2 separate regions of the Homo sapiens genome follow, and region 2 is linked to region 1. Evidence: read pairs that join two places in POLR2A ChIA-PET (ENCODE). Cell type or tissue: HepG2. All regions are shown on one strand.

What was found. Peaks named below come from ENCODE experiments on the same cell type or tissue, not always from the same donor. Only the 100,000 strongest peaks of a DNase experiment are listed, where the experiment ranks them.
Region 2: POLR2A ChIA-PET joins it to region 1 with 5 read pairs; 7 of 35 experiments call an interaction of 5 or more read pairs at or near these places.

What each region holds. Positions count from the first base shown.
Region 1 is chr16:8,791,137-8,793,636 of GRCh38, forward strand. No RefSeq gene overlaps it. Among named protein-coding and RNA genes, the nearest start is that of TMEM186, 5.3 kb to the right of the region's middle. RefSeq lists a silencer at 844-1,023. In HepG2, a CTCF peak has its summit at 941 (motif pointing left); a DNase peak (open chromatin) is centred at 955.
Region 2 is chr16:8,680,224-8,682,723 of GRCh38, forward strand. All of the region lies in intron 1 of ABAT (4-aminobutyrate aminotransferase), which reads left to right. Among named protein-coding and RNA genes, the nearest start is that of ABAT, 6.9 kb to the left of the region's middle. In HepG2, no CTCF peak of the experiment used is centred here; a DNase peak (open chromatin) is centred at 1,138.

The sequences.
Region 1 (2,500 bases):
GAAGTGGATTAGGTCATGAGGGTGGATCCCTCATGAATGGGATTAGTGCCCTATAAAAAATTTCAGAGAGCTCCCTCACCTCTTTTGCCATGGGAGACCACAGCAGGAATAAGCCTGTCTACCAACCAGGAAACAGGCCCTCCTAGACAATGAACCCGCTGACGCATTAATCTTGGATTTCCCAGCCTCCAGAACTGTAAAAATTAATGTTGCTTGAGCCATCCAGCCTACGGTATTTTTGTTACAGCAGCCCAAGTGAACTAAGACAATCATGTTATAATTGTTGTTAAAGGGGGCAACTGCCAATATATCTACCACCCAAATCTAAAGACAACTCCCATTTTCTGAGAAGCTGCTTTGCCATCTATTGTATGGCTTTGGGTGATTCTCAAAACTTGTAGTACTGTGGAATAACCTGGGAAGCATAAACAAACAGATGCCCAGGTTCTACCAGATTCAACAAGGGTTGGGCACACTTAATGTTTTTTTTGTTTTTTGAGACAGGATCCCGCTCTGTCACCCAGGCTGCAGTGCAGTGGCGCAGTCTCAGCTCACTGCAACCTCTGCCCCTCAGGCTCAAGTGATCTTCTCACCTCAGCCTCCCCAGTAGCTGGGAGTACAGGCATGTACCCTACACCCAGCTAATTTTTCACATTTTTAGTAGAGATGGGGTTTCACCATGTTGCCCAGGCTGGTCTTGAACTTCTGGTCTCAAGCGATCTGCCCACCTTGGCCTCCCAAAGAGTTGGGATTACAGGTGTGAGCCACTGCACCAGTCCTTTTATTGCTTCTGTTGTTGACTTTGGTTTTTTGGGGGCAGCTCTCAGGTACTACCCTACTGGTGCATGACAGAAGCCCTAACACATTTCCTGTTATCTGGTGGACATCTGTGATTTTAGCTTAGGGATACAGCGTTAGAATAATGCATTTGCTCTGTGTGCCCTCTGCTGGTACTGCATGAGCAGACCACACATGGAATGCCTGCATGGGTGAGAATCTGGTCTCACCTCCCAGGGCAAGCCCCTTGCAGACTTAACAGAGTGGTGATTCTCCAAAGGCAGCGATGGTCAACCATGTTAGAATCACCCAGGGAACCGTGAAAATAAAAATGCCTGGTCATGGGCTTCGACAATGGGGTTTTTAAAACACTCTCCAGGAGATTCTACACATAAAGCCAGTGTTAAGAACCTATTCTTTGGGCAGAAAATTGGCCCAGGAACACAAAGTCCACAGAACCATGTGTCACTCTGGTGTCTTCTGTTCTAGTAATGTATTTCAGAAATTCCCAGCCTGCCTGAATCTCAGAATTGGCTTCAAGCTGGTCAAAAAAACAGATCCTGGAAATCCACCCCAGACATAATCAGAATATCCTGGGGTGAGGCTCACTCAGGTCATTACTTACAACCCAACAGAGAGAATTTTTGGTTTTAATGAGGTTAAGGTCAAATCATTATGACTTCTTAAGACATTTTTTAGCCACAGGCTTTATCTCTTCATGGGGAAGGGAGTCACAGTCACTGAAGGAACTGACAGGCAGGTGAAGGCAAGGTACAGAAGGAATGAACAGCCACGTGTAACTGCTATGCACATGTCTCTTCTATATAATTGAATCTTCACTACACTTCTTGAGCATAAATAGTAAAACCCTGTTATACCGAGAGGATACTGAAGGGGAGGCGGTTAGTTCTCTTTGCAGGCATCTAGGGAGAAAGCCTTCCAGGCAGAGGGAACTGTCAATGCAAAGGCCTTAAGGCTGGAATATTCTCGATTACTGGAGAACAGCAAGGCAGTCGTGACCTGGGGGAATGATCTCCACAGAGGTGCGGATGAGGGAGGGAAGGGGAGGGTGGATTAGGCCATCAGCCTTCACAGCAGTGACGTGATTCTGTTTTTAAGCATCACTTTGACAGCTGCAAAAACGGACTCAAGTAAAGCAAGGATGGAAGCACAGGACAGAAGCATCGAAGTGAAGGGCCAGGCGTGGTGGCTCATACCTGTAATCCCAGCACTTTGGGAGGCCGAGGCAGGTGGATCCCTCGAGTTCAGGAGTTCGAGACCAGTCTGGCCAACATGGCAAAACCACATCTCTACTAAAAGCAGAAAAATTAGCTGGGCATGGTGGTGGGTGCCTGTAATCCCAGCTACTCAGGAGGCTGAGGCAGGAGAATCGCTTGAACCTGAGAGGCGGAGTCTGCAGTGAGCCAAGATCACACCACTGCAACCCAGTCTGGGTGACAGAGTAAGACTCCATCTCAAATTTAAAAAAAAGGAAAAGTAACCACTGTTGACAAGAATGTAGAGAAACAGGAACCCTTGTCTGTTGCTGGTGAGAATGTAAAATGGTACAGCTGCTGTGGAAAAGTGGCAGGTCCTCAAAAATAAACAGAATTACCACAGGATCCAGTTAATCCACTTCTCAGTACGTACCCAAAACAACTGAAAGCAGGGACTCAAACAGATACTCGTATACCAGTGTTCACAGCAATAGCCAAATGTTCAT
Region 2 (2,500 bases), 110 kb before region 1:
GCTGGATTTCTTCCCAATCCATAATTGCCTGGAAGCAGCCATCACATCCATCACATTTATTCTTGTGTCTTAAATGCATAGCACACTTCCCTATGCACACAGTAGATATTCAAGGAGCATTGACTGAATGCAGAAAAGTATTTTTTAAATTGGGGTAAAATACACATAACATGAAATTGACCATTTTCATCATTTTATTTTTATGTATTTTTTTGGGGGGCAGGGGGAATCTTGCTCTGTCACCCAGGCTGGAGTGCAGTGGTGTGATCTCGGCTTACTGCAACCTCTGCCTCCTGGGTTCAGGCAATTCTGACTCAGCCTCCCAAGTAGCTGGGATTACATGTGTGGGCCACAACCACGCCCGGCTAATTTTTTTGTATTTTTAGTAGAGACGGGGTTTCACCATGTTGGCCAGGCTGGTCTTGAACTACTGACCTCAAGTGATCCGCCTGCCTCGGCTTCCCAAAGTGCTGGGATTACTGGCATGAGCCACTGCGCCCGACCTCCATTTTTTGATTATTATCATTGGGGTCACTGTGGCAGGTGTGAAGCAATACCACATTGTGGTTTTGATTTGCATTTCCCTAATGACTGATGGCATTGAGCATCTTATGTGTTTGTTGCTTATTTGTATATTATCTTCAGAGAAATGTCTACTCAAGTTCTTTGCCCATTTTTGAATTGAGTTGTCTTTTTGTCTTTTTGTTCTTGAGCTGTAAGAGTTCTTCTTTTCTCTTTTTCTTTTTCTTTTTATTTATCTATTTTTTTTTTTGAGACAGAGTCTCACCCTGTCTGTCACCCAAGCTGGAGTGCAGTGGCATGATCATAGCTTACTGCAGCCTTGACTTCCCAAGCTCAAACAATCCTTCTGCCTCAGTCTTCCAAGTAACTGGCACAACAGGTGCCACCACACCTGGCTAATTTTTTAAAAAGCATTTTTTTGTTGTTGTTGAGATGGAGTCTCCCTATGTAGCCCAGGCTGGTTTTGAACTCCTAGGATCAAGCGATTCTCCCACCTCGGCCTCCCAAAGTGCTGGGATTACAAGTGTGAACTGCCTCGCCTGGCCCAGAGTTCTTTATATAAATAAATGTTTCTTTGTGTCACTATTTCTTCATCCACTTAAATATTTGCTCAGCTCCTGTAGGTCACACACTATCTTGTGATCCTGGGAATACCACCAGTTCCTGCCTATCAGGAACTCACAGTCTACTGCAAAGTTTCTCAGCCTCTACACTTTTTTTTTTTTTTTTGAGAGGGAGTCTTGCTCTGTTGCCCAGGCTGGAGTGCAGTGGCATGATCATGTTTACCTGGAACCTATGAATAGGACCTAATTTGGAAATAGAGACTTTGCAGAAATAGTTAGGTTGAAATGAGGTCTTTCTGCATTAGAGTGGCCCCTAATCCAATGACTGCTATCTTTTTTTTTTTTTTTTTTGAGATGGAGTCTTGCTCTGTTGCCCAGGCTGGGGTGCAGTGGTGCAATCTCAGCTCACTGCAACTTCTGCCTCCCGGGTTCAAGCGATTCTCCTGCCTCAGCATCCTGAGTAGCTGGGATTACAGGCACCCGCCACCACACTCAGCTAATTTTTGTATTTTTAGTGGAGACAGGGTTTCACCATGTTGGCCAGGCTGGTCTTGAACTTGTGACCTCAGGTGATCCACCCGCCTCGGCCTCCCAAAGTGCTGGGATTACAGGCTGAGCCACCTCTCCTGGCCCACCTCTATACTACTGACGTGGAAGCGAGGCTGTCCTGTGCCGGATGTTTAGCAGCATTCTTGGCCTCCACCCACCAGACGCTGGCAACATACCTTCCTCCACGTTGTGACAGCCAGAAATGTCTCCAGGCATTATGAAGTGTCCCCTGGGGAACAAGATTGCCCCTGGTTGAGAATCACCGGTTAGAGGCTAAGACAGCCGTGTATATCTATAATTTCAATCAGATTGCTTGTGCCTAACAGGATACACACACACACACACACACACACACACACACACACACACAGAGGAGGCATTCAGGATGTATTTGTTGGATGTTGGATGGCTGGGGGTGTAGATGGATGCATGGATGGACAGACACAACCCCTTTGTTGGTTGGCTAGATTGATGGATACATGTGTGAATGAATGGATGAATAAATGAATCCAATTTACAAATTCCACTGTGGGAAAACAGAACGCTATTCTTCCAACCAGAGTAGCCTGCCCCTTTATCTCTGTCTAGCACAGTGTTTTTCAAACTTTAGCATCAGAATCCCCTCAAGAGCTTGTTAAAACACAGATTGATGCCCCTGCCCACCAGAATTATGATTTAGTAGAATCACCGGCGGCCAGAATGCTCCCAACTCTATTTCCATGTTCTCTAGGAATCCTGGACCAGCCCCCGACCCCTGCCAACCTTGTCCTTGTCCAGAGGTCCCGTAATCTTCACTGCCAGCATCTCCCATTTAGGTGCTAACATCTATTATCTTGGATATCAGCAACTTGCCAGCACTCTGTCCC